Linked DNA regions of Homo sapiens: region 2 is linked to region 1. A link is a loop called in an ENCODE intact Hi-C map of the cell type or tissue named here. Cell type or tissue: heart left ventricle. All regions are shown on one strand. Each heading gives the region's core, and the rest is flanking DNA. Links, peaks and the distances in the headings are about the cores only.

Region 1 (8,350 bases), core at 226-8,225:
ACCATAAGCCCCACGAGGATAGATAATACATCTGTTTCTCTTGTGACTTATCACCTATCCAGTGCCTAGCATATGGTAGGCACTCAATAAATATCTGTGAAATGAATGACTGAAACAATAGTATTATTTCTTTTTTTTTTTTTTTTTTTAGAATTCTTTTCTGGACAGACTGGGATGCAAATTTTCCTCGCATTGAATCTGCCTCTATGAGTGGTGCTGGGAGAAAAACCATCTATAAAGACATGAAAACTGGGGCTTGGCCTAATGGACTAACTGTGGACCACTTTGAGAAAAGGATAGTGTGGACAGACGCCAGGTTTAAAAAATCATCTCTTTTCTGTATTTTTTTTTTTACTTAGATAATATTTACAACATTGGAAAGTGTCCTAACATGTCAGTATCATGTATACATATATTAAAATTGGAGGTGTATTTTTTTTTTGCTTGCCCCAAATCAGATACAGACCCATAAAAATATTTATAAAATACCTTTTTTGTCATTTAGCTGAGTTACATGATTATGTCTCTGGACTAGTTGAATGAGTTTTGACAAACTACTCATGTATTTATCTTTCTGTAGGTCAGATGCTATTTATTCAGCCCTCTATGATGGAACAAACATGATAGAAATCATCCGAGGTCATGAATACCTTTCCCATCCCTTTGCTGTGTCTCTATATGGGAGTGAAGTCTACTGGACAGACTGGAGGACCAACACATTGTCCAAAGCCAATAAGTGGACAGGGCAGAATGTCAGTGTGATTCAGAAAACCAGTGCACAGCCATTTGACCTTCAGATATACCATCCCAGTCGCCAGCCACAGGGTAAGTGCTTGTTCACTTATGGATTAACCACCCAGAAAGTATTATCATCTTAATCATATAATATTTGAAGTATAAAATAACTTCTATAAGTTAAAAGTTATTGACATTTTACGCATACTCTATGAGGGAAGTGGTTTCAACCTTTATTTTAACTGGTTTAGAATTTTTTTCTCTTTCCCTTTTTATTTTATTTACATATAAATATTTAGGGGCATCTTAATTCCTAAGATGCCCCTGTATATTTATTTTAAACTAAATCCCCTAATTTTTAGATTATTACCATGTAGCATATTGGGAAGAGAGGGGGTGGTACATGAGAAAGGGTGAACCATTTGCCTGAGTTCCTCTATTTTAGGAGAAGTGAGTTCACAGGCCCATATGTGCTACCTCTCCCCATGTATTCCGTATTTCACCTTTTGGTTCAACAGTGAACCCCATCTTGGTTTTGTGATTGTGTTTCCTCCACTCAATGTTTGCCAAGTGTTCCTATCCTAATTCTCACTTTTTGCCCCACTGGGATACCATGAGGTATCCCATTTGGTGTAACGTCAGCTCATCCTTTTATACTTTTTCCTCATTATATGTGATATAACCCTTGGAAATCTCATTTGAATGCAAACAATGACCCCTTTATTAGCATGTTTTCATTTTAGATTCATGATTCTTAGATGACAAGCTCTCTCTTGCATCTTCTCCTTCTCTTTCTTTTTCAGTGTGGAATAAGCAGACCTTCTAACTCATTGGCATGTAGGGCATTTGTTCCACACATCGAGCCTTATTTTTAAAATTTGTATTATAGTATCTTTTAGACTTGACTAAAACCAATTACCTCTCTGGTTGACAATATCACATGGCTCTCCTTTGTCTTTCTTCAGTGTGTTGCGTTCATTCTCCCTTGATACTATTTATTCTACCAAAATCTCATCTGCAAAATTTTCTGTGTCCTTTCTCTGACAATCTGATTGAATCTAGTTATTTTCCCAGATACTCTCAATTTCTCAGTTTCTATTTTCTTACATAATTGATCCTTCTTTGCTACATGGGAGTTTCTATACATATGGTTTCTATATCTACTGCTTACATAGGTGAGCAATAACTTTAATTTTTTTCTTCTACTCTTGACTTCTTTCACCTTATAAGCTAAAAAGCATGAGGACATTATAGAAAAAAGTATATAGATTAGTCATTTTTGCATTTAATAATGATTTAGTAGATATATTGAATTTGATTAAATTTAAATAAGGCAAGAAGTTATTATTCTGACCAGCAATGTGCCACTAGTATAATGAAAAAATACGCTTCTCTAGAATTTCCTTCAACAGAGGAATGCTTAGCTGTAAGCAAACACTGTAGATGACAAGCACTTATAAGATATGAATGGTTTTGATTATTTCAAGTGCAAAATTATTTACACAACTGTATTTTTGTCCCTCAGATTGTTTGGCATTTTGTAGTAATAATAATTTGTATGTTCAGTGCAATCTAAATGAACTGGACCATGAAAAATGGCCTTCATCTATGTATTGCATCATCTATGTATTGCATCATTCCTCCTCACCCAAAATAGGATCAATGTCCTTCTCCTTCATTTACTAACTGCACTGTCTAATTCGCCTGCATTGGCATGACCCTTAGTAAATTCATAGAACAGGAAGAACCACGATACTCTCAAGCTTTCCTGATATTTATGCATATATAGGAAAGAAACGAGACATTCATTGTCATTTTTTGGTGGGGGGAGGCATCCTTGACATCTTTCCTTAACTCAAAATATGATTTATATATGATTTTTCCTCTTTACATAAAATAAGCAAGATTTTACTATGTGGATGTAATTTAACATATTTTCCCAGGATTCAGGGCAAATATTCTAGTCTTTAAATACATTTAGAGAATATCACCTATGAAAAGAACTTGCTATTTCCTAAATGAAATTCAGTCAGTTTGCAATTTTGAGAGTGATCAGAGAACATTCTACCTTTCCCCATTATAAGGATCACTGAGCATATAATAATCATTATCTGTCCTGTTTATCTGCTTCAGTGAAGTAACACTTCCACTGCTAGGGAAAAAAGATGCAGGAACATATCGACTATTTTATTACCGAGGATAGAATTAAAATGAAAATGGTGACAAAGGCTCAGCATTAACACAAATACAATAATAATAGCCCGTATTCTGGTGAATAATAACATGATGTTCATGAAACAAATAATAAATTTAAAAAATACATGACATTCAGTACTATAAAATTGAAATATATCTTTCACAAATTAAAGAAATAAAGGTTACAAATACTATTTGCCATTATCTAATCCTCCAAGTAGGAAATTAATAAAAGTTTCAGCACCAGTTTTCTTACAAGTAAGCATTCATTATGCACACAAAGTTCCAAATTGGTTATTGGATATTTAAGCAGAATATTTTAGAAATATATTTTAGATCTCTTTGGTTTTTAATGTTGTTGTTATATGGGATTAGGAAGAAACAAACCACAGCTTAAACATATGCAATATGAAGGAGCAGTAGTGGGTATTTTAAATATTAATTAGAAAAATTTACAGCATGAGGGAGCCAAGCTTAGAATTAATGGCATGGCCTGGGTTCAAATCCTAAACATATGATTTATTAATTGCGTGATGTACCCTTCATCATTAGCATAGTTTTATTTCAGATTCATGAGTCTCAGCTATTAATGTGTTATTGGACATTATTGGCAAGTTATTTAACTTCTCTGTATCTGCTTTTTCAAACTGGAGATAATGTATCTAAATCATAGGATCTTGTAAACGTTGAGTTTAATCACCATTTAACACAATGTAGGTTTTTCTTTAAGTTAAAAATATATAATTCACGAAGCCATCTAATCTAACTATATTTTTATCAGTAAAATACAACTATTAATTAAGTTTCAGGTATATTAAAAAATAATAGCAACAATAACACTCATTTACAATAAACACTTTTTGGGTCATGTGTTAGTTTTTCTTTGGATAATGAGATCTGGGATTATATAATGAAGCATTAAATAAAAATGGTTTTGTGATTATGACTTTGTAATATAAATGTGCACTTATATCATTTTTATTAGTACTTTACAGTTGTTAGTCTCAATGTGTGCAAAGACTTGCAGGAACAATTCTCCATCTAAGACTCCTTCTCACACATACCAATTATAAATTCTTATACTAGCTCAAATTTTACCTCCTCTACATTCATAGTTAACACCATAAGGACTCAGCATTTAAAGCTTGTATGGTTATTTATTTATTTATTCATTAATCATTTCCTAACTCTGTCTTACCTACTCGCCTAGATTATAAAATATTTAAGGAACAGTGTTTCATTTATTTCTTTGTGTCAACTATAGAGTCTAGCTAAGTCCTTGATAACAATATCGATAATTATAATAGCAGCTAACTTGATTATCATTGCATTTCCGTGAGAAAAATTGTTAGCCATCCAGTTTCACAGATGAGGAACCTAAGACAGAGAAATACTAAGTAAATTGCTCAAGGTCTAACAGCCAGGGGATAATCGTTCTGTTATCTGAACAGAAGTCTGAAGCCAAGCTTTTGTTTTACTCACTGCATTCTGCAAGCAGAAGACATTAAATGCACATATATTCCTCTTGGAATTGTTGCATCATATCACCAGATGGCAGTAGAGAGTCATGTTTTCTTGACATTCTCCTTGGACAAACTTCCTTACCTTCCTGGAGTTTATAGTCTAAGAGGAGGAACAGACTAAATTAACAATTAGGATAGATACAATCATTGTTATGATAGATGGATTTTGAATGTAAGAGTATAGTAAATGAAATTTAAAAGTAGCAGGGTGTGGTACTAAAAACGAAACAAACCTTGGGATTAGCTAAGTTTAATTCTTCCCTCATGTCAGTCACTAGCCATGTTACCTGAGGCAAATTACTAACTTGGAGGGGTTGCATTTTCACATTTGCAGATCGAAGCAGCAAGTGAGGAAAGAATAAATCAGAGACAAGATTGGGCAGGGGTCAGATCATGCTCACACTCAAATAATATCCCCACAAAGAAATACACAGTTTTTTCCTCTGGGATAAATGGTTCCAATGATGTTAAACATAAGTGTGCATTAAAATTAATGGAGGGCTTATTAAAACACATATTGGGGGGCGTTACCCAGAGATTCTGATTCAGTAGGTCTTAGGTGGGGTTTGACATTTTGCATCTTTAACAAATTCCCAGGGGATATGATGCTGCCTTCAGAACCATTCCTCTAAGAAAAGGAGAGAAACAATTTTTTAAAAAATGGTCAAAGGAGTAAAAAGAACAGATTTGCATGATAGAAATTTGTAAAGGATTGATTGGAGAGACAGGATTGAAGTGTATATGTGTGTGTATGTATGTATAGAATATATATGTGTGTGTGTGTAACACATATATATATATACACACACACAGACACACAGAGATAGAGAGATTGATTTTAGAAAGTAACTCATATGCTTATGGAGGCCAAGAAGTTCCACAACCTACTGTAGGCAAACAGGAGAACCAGGAAAACCAGTGGTGTAACTCAATCCAAATCTGAAGGCCTAAAAACCAGGAAGGGTAGGTGGATAATGGCATAAGTCCAGGTCCAGGAGTTCACAGGCCCAGGAACCAGGAGTGCCAATTATGGAGTGTAGGATAAGATATATGTCGTAGCTCAAACAGGAAACAAACTTGCCTTTCCTCTACCTTTTTATTCTATTTCGGCCTTCAACAGATTGGATGATGCTTCCCTGTAATGGCAAGGGCAGGAAACTTCTAACCCAGTATACTAATTCATATACTCATCTCTTCCAGAAACACACCCAGAAATAACATTTTACCAGCTATCTAGACATTCTCTAGACTAGTCAAATTTACATATAAAGATAACCATTACAGGAAGCTACTTCAGTAGATCAGGAGGTGGCTGATGCCAAAATCTGGGAGATGCTTGTAGGTGAAATGGTCTCTGATGAGATATACTTAGAGTTGAAATCATTAAAAAGTGGTGATAGAGATTTGAGTGGGAAACCTGGGGAAAGGAGGAAGAATATGGGATGGCTTTAAGAGAGAGGGTCAGCAAATGTATTCTGTGAAAGGCCAAATAATAATAATGAATATTTGAGGACTTGTGGGCCATGTGTTCTCTGTTGCAGTTACTCTGCTGCAGTTGTAATGTGAAAGCAGTCATATGGGAAATGAATAAGTGTGGCTGTGTGCCAATAAAACTTAATTTCTGGACACTGAAATTTGAATTTCATACAAGTTTTATGTGCCATGAAATAGTATTCTTCATTTGGTTTTTTTTTCCAACCGTACAAACAAGTTGCTCACCGGCCAGTATTAGCCTTTAGGCCATCATTTGCAGACACTTCACTTAAAGGATTATCTGAAAAATTAAACTTTGAAATGTGCTGAATTTGAGATACTTCTGGGATACAGTTGAATATTTAAGGCTAAAAAGGAAGGAAGCTTTGGTCTAAAACTAGAACTTTCATAGTTATTCAATTGTAGATTGAAGGCAAAATGTAGATAAGATTTCTTAAGAGTATTACAGAAAATGAAAAAGGGCAATGATAGAGCCTTGGAAACTGCAACACTAAAAAGGAAGGCAAAGAAGAATGCTCAGAAAAAGGGCACCAACAGATTTCAGGACAAAAAGAGAAAGCGTGTGCATGCGCACACACACACACAAAAGGAACAGTTTCAAGCTAACACTAGCCAACAGTATTTGCTTTTGTAGAAAAGCCAATAAAAATAAAGACATAAATGCATTCATTGGATTTGGCAACCTGGAAAAAGGTCAGTGATAATTTTAGTGAGAGCAATTTCAGTGGGTTTGTTTGCATATGTCCTCGTGATCCTAAATAGGTCTGACATTAGCTATTAGTATAACTTTCAACTCTTTTTACTACAAAATATAATTTACTAAATAGAACTAGATTGTTCAGTCAAACAGTAAATTCCAAAAAAAATACCTTCATAGCAATCAGCTTAGTCTAGAGCCAGATTGCTTGGGTTCAAATTCCAAATTTGTCAAATCCTGACTTCTTGTGCATTAGTATTAGTTTGTTTCTCTACATTAGTATTTGTTTGTTTGCTTGTTTGTAAATCTGTAAAATGGAATTGTTATAAAGATTAAATACATCAGTCTTTCTCTTTGTTTTTTGAGATGGAATCTCACTCTGTCTCTCAGGCTGGAGTGCAGTGGCACGATCTTGGCTCACTGCAACCTCCGCCTCCCAGGTTCAAGCGATTCTCCAGCCTCTGCCTCCCAAGTAGCTTGGATTACAGTCACGTGCCACCTTGTCCAGCTAATTTTTGTAATTTTAGTAGAGATGAGGTTTCCCCATGTTGGCTAGGCTGATATTGATCTCCTGACCTCAGGTGATCTGCCCTCCTCGGCTTCCCAAAGTTCTGGGATTACAGGCGTGAGCCACTGCGCCCGGCCACATTAGTCTCTTTTAGGCAGTTAGAAGATACCTGGCAAGTACTAAGCACTTTAAAAGTGTTTGTTAAATAACTTAAATAGATAAATTAGATAAATTAGATAGATAGATAGATAGATAGATAGATAGATAGATAGATAGATAGATAGATGCACAATTCTCTTACTTCGTTTTACACATTGCCGCCAAACTCTCCTCCCCCACCCTGTAAGGGAGTTGTCTGTAACCATGGAGAAAGTGAAATCTAACTCTTCTTTTGTATGCTTCTTCTCTACCACCCATCTACCATGTCATTTTTCTCTGTGTCCTCACTCAGCCCAAAGGTGTTTTCTTCATCACCACTCCAGGTGCAGGGTTAAATTTTCTCATAAACCCAGCAAGAATCTACCACCCTGGGTTTTTCTGTTTTCTTTTGTGTTTCTTTCCTTAGCTGCTCTAATTGGAATTAAAAAAAAAAAATCTTTCAAGAATGTGATTGTTATTTTAATTACAGAGTGCTGCAAACCCTTTATCTGTTAGATTTTCACCAATTATGTTTTTCTCTTTTTGTAGAAACTTATTTTTCATGTAAACAGAACTTGGTTTAAAGGGGTCTTAAATGTTTGTTGATAAAAATAGTACTATTTTTGCAGGAACATTTTAGTTTACTTTCAAAGTCAGGCTACTGACTCAACTGCTCCTTTTAAATTTTATTTTGAAAACATAGCAACTAGTAAATATACAAACTGTTTTAGATAATAATATGACTTCCTTTTAAAAAAGAATCAAAACCCAGAAAAAGAGAGAATGAGTAAGACATTGAGAGGTTTCTCCACAGTTACAACAATAATTAGATCAAATGTAATCATACCAGTTATACTCTAACTCAGTCTCCATTTCACATCCCTGTTTTATAAGACATCCATCAATTGGCCCATGAATGAACGAGTGAATAAATCAGAATGAATTGCTTCACATAGAGAGGTTGTGTACTGTAGTAGTTAAAACCTGGACTCTGGAACCTGAATCTTTCTGTTCTCCTTTTAATACTTGTGTGATCTTGACTGAGTCTTTTTTACCTTC
Region 2 (8,350 bases), core at 144-8,143, 700 kb after region 1:
TTTCATTTTCTGATCAAAATTCATAATACTTCAATGTCATTATAGCTTTTAAGATGAAGCTTGAACTATATAAGATATATGGGTTTTTATTATCCAACACCTGTCCACCTCTCTATGCTCAAATCTGGTTGTTTCTCCACAAGTATTCTTTCCCCACCCTTTTGGAACCACACAGAGTGCCACGTCAAGCCTCTGTGACTTTGAACATGCAATTTGTTGGCTCTTTTGCCTCACTCATTCCTAGATTTCCACCCTTTCCAACTCAATTCAAGAGCACCATGCTTTAAGAGATCCTTCCTGGAATCCCCACTGTGAAGAATCAGGCTATTTCTAACCAATTACTGAGCAGGGAAAAATTACAAGGGCTAGAATTTAGGCCAAAGCAAGACTCTTTCAAAGGACAATCTTTGCTCAGGAGCTCTCTATTGGACAAGACACTGATAGCTCCACATTTTGTTCTCAGCCTCCCCCTGTCAGTTTCTGCTTTTTCTGCCTATTACCTTCCACAGGTGTTAGCTTCCAGTAAAGCTCACACCTGCCTAATATTGCCTCACTGTCTGCTTCCCAGAGGACACACCTGACACATCCTCTGAGAAGTCAATGCTTCTCTGTTACACACCACACAAACATCTTTCTTCACACTCATCACATTGTTTCATAGTGGAAAGTGTGTATGCAAGTCTGTGTGTGCCTGTCTGTTTCATTATACCACAATGTTCTTGAGAGCAAAGAGCAATTTTTGATCATTTTTGTATCCACAGAGCTTCTCACTATGAGTGGTATATCGCAAGGGCTCAGCAGCTGTTTGAGTGAGAAAATTACCCATTCACCAACCACTCACATCACGTTTTCTTCTCTATTGCTTTTATAAGCAACTGCCTCATCCCTTTACCAGCTATTATTTTTGTTTATGACAACCATTTATACCCCTTTTCTAGATCCCAGAGTTTTGTTGTGTATTTCCCTATCTCTTTGCAAGATGTTAGATAAAACTCATAGTTTAGTGATTGTGGAAAAACAAAACAATGGTTATTTTTATTAATTTATTCTTTAATGTATAACCTTTAGATCACACGAGTTACCTGGTTTACTGACCTCAGAATTATAGTGGTTTTATAGACAAAGACAAAAAATCATTTCCTGAGAGACCTTGTTTTGAAATATATTGCTGTGTAACAAATTACCTCAAATCTTAGTGACTTAAAACATTAATTTTCTGACAGTTGTTATTGGTCAGGATTCTGGGCATGACTTCCCTGGGTCCATGAATTCAGGTTGCTCAGAGGCTGTATGTACTCAGTGTGTTGGATGGGCTTGTAGTCACCCTAAGGCTCTACTGAGGGAGGCAACACATTCCAGATCCAGCACATAGTTGTTGTCAAGATTCAGTTCCGGGAGAGCTGTTGGGCTGAGGGACCTAGTTCCTCACAGGCTGTTGCCAGAGGCCATCCTCAGTTTATTGCCAAGTGGATCTCCGTAAAAGACCTTTAAGCATGGCAGCTGGCTTCATCTGAGTAAGGATGCAAAAAGAGTCAGGGGAAGCATTAGCAAGATTGAAGTCTTTGTTTGTTTGTTTGTTTGTTTTTTGAGACGGAGTCTCGCTCTGTCGCCCAGGCTGGAGTGCAGTGGCGCGATCTCGGCTCACTGCAAGCTCCGCCTCCCGGGTTCACACCATTCTCCTGCCTCAGCCTCCCGAGTAGCTGGGACTACAGGTGCCAGCCAACACGCCAGGCTAATTTTTTATATTTTTAGTAGAGACAGTGTTTCACCATGTTAGCCAGGATGGTCTCGATCTCCTGACCTCATGATCCACCTGCCTCGGCCTCCCAAAGTGCTGGGATTACAGGCGTGAGCCACCGTGCCCGGCCTGAAGTCTTGGTTTTCAATAACCTAACTGCAGACACGACGTCCCCTCACACCTTATTCTGTTCTTTGGAGGTGATTCATTAGGTCTAGTCTACTCTCAAGGGGAGTGAGTTATGCAATGATGTGAATATCAGGAAGCCGAACTCATTGAGGGGCTATTACAGGCAGTGAATGCTTTGTCAGCACTCTGTGGTTTCTCTCTTCCACTTCCCCACGATCACATCTTAGATCACAAACTTTTATTGAGCACTTAATTTGTGCAGGCACACTTCAAAACTGTAACAAATGTCTTCCTTTTTATTACTCTATCCAGCACACATATTATACTGTAATACTTCTAATAATTTCTTTTCTCAGTGTATATTTATTAAACTCCTACTATGTACCAAAAATTATAGTGGGCATTAGAATGTCCAAAATAAATAAGGTCTCAAAGACAAACTTAATCTCCATCATTTTTAAGTATAATTTTAATTAGCTTCATTTCACAATAGAAGTGACCTTTTAAAATTTAATCTTCTAACAATATTTCTATAGAAAAATAATTAGTCTTTGGTACAATATACACTTCAAGAATTATGCTATCAGGTTATTTATGTGTTTGAGTTTTTAGAACATGGCGGGAAAAATACCCTTGCTTGAAAATGCATTATTGCTCCTAAATTTGTTGTTCCTATTAATGTTTTGTTTATACCATAAAACTAGCTACAATGATTTAGATTCCTGTTTATAATAATGTGTGAATGCAGACATTTATAGTAGGAACATTAAAATGAACTAGACTAGTATATAGTCAGAACAGTTGCAGTACTCTTTCTCTCTCTCTGTTAAATACTACTGATTGATTACATTAGGTTGCATTAAACTTAAAATTGTATTCTCTTTGCAAACTGCTTTTCTTCTTTACACCTAAATACATCATATATTAATTGTAAAACTACTAAACACATAGATAGAGATGGAAAACAACCGCTTTAAAATAGACCAAATGATGTACGTGGTTCCTAGAAGTCTATCTACTGGATTGTGTATCATATTCAAAAAGCACAGCTTGGCCTGACCAGGAAAGTATATGGGACTTGTTCTCAGAATCATTCTGCCTCTGTAACAGTAGAAAAATCAGAGGGTAGAAAGTTGAGAAGATAAGATGTGACAGATTAGTAGCAGGGAGTAATAATGGCAGTTTGGGATTGTAAATATAAATAATCTAATGATTATTTAGTCCAAGGTGAGAAAATTGAAAAGTAAGATTATGTAATATGAGATTTATTGGGGATAGCCATATAGCTGTTGCTTGGCTTTTAAAATTTTTTTGGTGGTTTCTATACCACCAAAATGGAAAACATTTTAACATTAAAAAAAAAAGCAAACAAATAATTACATTGGTCAAAATGTTAGAAATGATTTCATGATTAACTCTGTACAATAAGTCCTTTCTTGTGATGTTTGGTAAAACCATGTGACAGATAACATGTAAAATATTAATGTGTGGCCTGGAAGCACCAACTGGTATGAAATATTTGTTCTGCTTTCCCAGGAGACTTGGGGTTATAATTACCCGGAGGTGGAAAAGAAGACGAGAGTTTACCAGGGTTCAGCAAATTAAAAATGCCAACTTTACAGTCTCCTTGAGATTAGAGGAGAATAAGAAATCCTAGATTTCAGGCGAGAGAGTGGAAACATTTAAAAATTGATTTATTTTGATAGACTTCATTTCTCTCCTTTGCCCTAGAGTAAACAAAACTATTACTTTGTTGGGGGCAGAGGGTGTCTATTTTGTCTGCATAAGGCATTCAGCAATGCCTGAATATATTTTTGATTGTTGCAATTGGAGAGTTGCTACTGGCATCTAGTGGGTAGAGGCCAGAGATGCTGCTCAACATCTGACCCACACAGGACAAACCCCACAACAAAGAATGTCAATGGTGCTAAGATCCAAAATATCAATAGTGCCAAAGTTGAAAAACCCTGAGTGAGGCATTGGTGGACACAGAGAGATGAGGTGGGGAAAGGCAGGTACAGAAGGTGGTGTTTGTGTCTCCTCTCCCAAGGAAATCAGAAGGATGAGAAAGAAGCAAAGGAGTTTCTTGCAAGGTAATGGGAAATATTAGTGAAGAGGAGGCCGGTGTGCTGCTTTTCATTAGAAGAACAAGAAAGGAAGCCCCACAGTTAGGCCCCAGAAAAAAGGATGGTGGTATGAAGACATGAGGAGGTGCTCAGTTACCTGCTCAGCTTTGCACTGATCTGAGGGTGAGGTACACCTGAGGAAAGGTATTTTTCCCACAGGCCTGCAGCAAACTACTGAGTCTGGCTGGATAAGAGAGCCAAGAAACCACGCCAAGAATCAGCAATGTGGGAAAAGGGGGTTCACCTTAGGTAAGTACACATGCACTGCATATAGGGAGCTGGGAGGGGACTAAAGGTGCACCAACATCAGCACCTGGCTGTGGCCAAAATAGAGGTACATCAGCCCATGGGCCAGCCTAGATGAGCTCTGGAGTCTAACAAGATGGAATGCATAATTCCCACCATGTTGTCAGTCCACTATATCCTAATGGAATGAACTGCTATGGTTTGAATGATGGTGCTCCTTCCAAATGTTACATTGAACTTAATCCCCAATGCCATAGTATTAATAAATGTGGCCTTTGGGAGGTGATTAAGCCATGAGGGTTCTGCCTTCATGAATGGGATTAGCATCCTTTTACAAGGAAAACTTATCTTGTCTTTTTGTCCTTTCCACCATGTCAGGATGTAGCATTCATCCCTTCCAGAGGATGCAGCAATAAGGTGTCATCTCGGAAAAAGAGCACAGCCTTCACCAGACATCATTCCTGATGATGCCTTAATCTTGGACTTTCGAGGCTCCAAAATGGTGAGAAATAAATTTATATTGTTTATAAATTACCTAACTTCTGGTATTTTTTTCCAGCACACAAACAAAGAGCCCTCTCCTTCTCACACCACCAGCATACATACTCAATGCTAAACCATACTATTGGGAATTGACATGCAGAGACCAAATTCTATGCATTTCAAAGTAGGATGTGAAGGAGAAAAAAAAGAGGGTCTTTAAAGGAAAAACAATGATGTGGAGATGAACTTTTGGGCATCACTGGAGTATTGCTAACGTAGCTAATGCTCAATGGAATTGAATTTACCTGAAAGCTTTTGTGGTAAGTCATCTGACAGAAGGTTAAAAAATAGTCAAAAACACTCCATTTTTTATATCTCTGTTAAATGGACTGTTGTACCCATGAAACATTATACCTGTTATGACACTTCTGGTGCTTTTTATTTCTTGGCATTGAATAGCAAACTGTGAGAGACAGGACGTGTAATCTGACTAATCATTATTTCCCTTTCACTTTCGTGTATTATTCCTAGAAGTTGTATCCTTTAACAACATGCAGATCAGCTGCCAATGGGCTATGTTTGGCATCACCCTGCCTTTCATCTCATTTATTCTTACTTATGCTTTTTGTGTCAACTTAAACATTTTTTTAATTGGGCACACTGATTTTATTTATTTTGGACGTATATCCAGAAAGGGGATTGCTAGATGATGCGGTAGTTCTATTTTTAACTTCCTGAGGAATCTCCACACTGTTCTACAAAAAGACTGTGCGAATTTCTCACCAATAGTGTACAAAACTGTTAGCTTTTGCCTTTTTGATAAATACCATTATAATGACGTGATAGATCATTGTGGTTTTAATTTGCATTTTCCTGATGATTACTGATGTTGAGCATTTTCTTATGTACTTTGTGGCCTTTTGTATGACTTTTTTTTTCCTCCAACTTTTATTTTTTTTCAGGGATACATGTGCAGGATGTGCAGGTTAGAAGTAGAGCACAACCTGTACATCCTGCATGTGTGCCACAGGGGTTTGCTCTATACATCATCCCATCACCTAGGTGTTAAGCCCAGCATCTATTAGCTACTCTTCCTGGTGCTCTACCTCCTTCCACTCCAACCTTCTGACAGGCTCCAGTGTGTGTTGTTCCCTACATCAATGTGTCCATGTGTTCTTATCATTCAGCTCCTATTTATAAGTGACAACATGTGGGATTTGGTTTTCTGTTCCTGCGTTAGTTTGCTGAGGATAATGGCTTCTAGCTCCATCCATGTCCCTGCAAAGGACATGATCTCACTCTTTTTGTGGCTGAATAGTATTCCATGGTGTATGTGTAGCACATTGTCTTTATCCAGTCTATCATTGATGGGCATTTAGGTTGATTCCATTTCTTTGCTATTGTGAATAGTGCTGCAATGAACATACATGTGCATGTATGTTTATCATAGAGCAACTTATATTCCTTTAGGCATATATGCAGTAATGGGATTACTGGGTTGAATGGTATTTCTGCCTCTAGGTCTTTGAAAAGTCACCACATTATCCTCCATAATGGTCAAACTAATTTACACTCCCACTAACAGTGTAAAAGCATTCCTTTTTCTCCACAACCTCACCAGCATCTATTGTTTTTTGACTTTTTAATAAAAGCCATTCTGACTGATGTGAGATGGTATCTCATTATGGTTTTGATTTGCATTTCTCTAACGATCAATGATGTTAAGCTGTTTTTCATATGATTCTTGGCCACATGTATGTCTTCTTTTGAGAAGTGTCTGTTCATATCCTTTGCTCACTTTTTAAATGGGGTTGTTTCTTTTTTCCTTGTAAATTTAATTTTCTTATTGAAGCTGGATATTAGACCTTTGTCAGATAGATACATTGCAAACATTTTCTCCCAATCTGTAGGTTGTCTGCTTGCTCTATTGATAGTTTATTTTGCTGTGCAGAAGCTCTTTAGTTTAATTAGTTCCCCTTGGTCAGTTTTTGCTTTTGTTGTAATTGCTTTTGGCATCATCGTCATGAAATCTTTGCCTGTGCTTATGTCCTGAATGGTACTGAATTGGAAGTAAAACGCTACTCAGCAAATGCAAAGGAACTGAAATCATAACAGTCTCTCAGACTACAACACTATCAAATTAGAATTCAAGATTAATAAATTCACTCAAAATAATACAACTATATGGAAATTGAACAACCTGCTCCTGAATGACTTTTGGGTAAATTATAAAATTAAGGCAGAAATCAAGTTCTTTGAAAAAAATGCTATCAAAAATACAATGTACCAAAATCTGTGTGATGCAACTAAAGCAGTTGTAGGAGGGAAATTTTTAGCACTAAATGCCCACATCACAATGCTAGAAAGAGCTCAAGTTACCAACCTAACATCACAACTAAAAGAACTAGAGAACCAAGAGTAAACTATCCCCAAGCTATCAGAAGACAAAAAATGACCAAGATCAGAACTGAACTGAAGGAGATTGAGGCACAAAAATATCCTTCAAAAAACCAACAAATCCAGGAGCTGTTTTTTTTTTAAGAAATATAAAATAACTAGCTAGCTAGACTAATAAAAAAGAAAAAATATTCAAAGAAAGACTATCAGAAATGATAAGGGAGATATCACCACTGATCCCACAGAAATGCAAACAACTATCAGACAATCCTATAAACATCTCTGTGCACATAAAATAGAAAATCTAGAAGAAATGGTTAAATTCCTAGACACATACACCCTCCCAAGGCTGAACCCAAAAGAAATTGAATCCCTGAATAGACCAATATCAAGTTCTGAAATTGAGGCAATAATAAATAGTCTACCAAACAAAAAAAGCAAAAGCCCAGAACCAGATGGATTCACAGCTGAAATCTACTAGAGTTACAAAGAAGAGCTGGTACCATTCCTACTGAAACTATTCTTAAAAAATAAAAAGGAGTGATTGCTCCTTAACTCATTCTGTGAGGCCAGCATCATCCTGATACCAAAACCTTGTTGCTGAGATACAACAGAAAAAGAAAACTTTAGGCCAGTATCCTTGATGAATATTGATGCAAAAATACTCAACAAAATACCCTCAAATCAAACCCAGCAGCACATCAAAAAGCTTATCCACCATGATCAAGTAGGCTTTATTCCTGAGATACAAAGTCAGTTCAACATATACAAATCAATTAATGTGATTCACCACATAAACAGAACTAAAGACAAAAACCACATGATTATCTCAATAAATGGAGATAAGGCTTTCAATAAAATTCAGCATCCCTTTGTGTTAAAAAGTCTCAATAAACTAGGTATATTGAAGGAACATACCTCAAAATAATAAGAGCCATCTATGACAAACCCACAGTCAATACCATACTGAATGGGCAAAAGCCTGAAGCATTCCCCTTGAAAACCAGCACAAGACAAGCATGATCTCTCTCACCACTCCTATTCAACATAGTATTGGAAGTCCTGGCCAAGGCAATCAGGCAAAAGAAAGAAATAACGGTATTCAAATAAGAAGACAGGAAGTCAAACTATCTTTGTTTGCAGATGGCGTGGTTCTATGTCTAGAAAACCCCATAAACTCAGCTTGAAAGCTTCTTAAGTTAATAAGCAACTTCAGTAATACAGGATACAG

The links. A loop is a pair of places that touch in the nucleus more often than their neighbours do. Peaks named below come from ENCODE experiments on the same cell type or tissue, not always from the same donor. Only the 100,000 strongest peaks of a DNase experiment are listed, where the experiment ranks them.
Region 2: a loop joins it to region 1, with 7 times the contacts of the local background. A loop is called at or near these places in 4 of 110 quality-filtered maps.

Annotation. Positions count from the first base shown.
Region 1 is chr2:140,860,065-140,868,414 of GRCh38, reverse strand. It overlaps LRP1B (LDL receptor related protein 1B), which reads left to right. Exons shown (of 91, transcript NM_018557.3): 26 at 152-316; 27 at 581-825. Among named protein-coding and RNA genes, the nearest start is that of MIR7157, 280 kb to the right of the region's middle. In heart left ventricle, for the core only: a CTCF peak has its summit at 4,480 (motif pointing right); no DNase peak of the experiment used is centred there.
Region 2 is chr2:140,160,017-140,168,366 of GRCh38, reverse strand. No RefSeq gene overlaps it. Among named protein-coding and RNA genes, the nearest start is that of LINC01853, 46 kb to the right of the region's middle. In heart left ventricle, for the core only: a CTCF peak has its summit at 3,712 (motif pointing left); no DNase peak of the experiment used is centred there.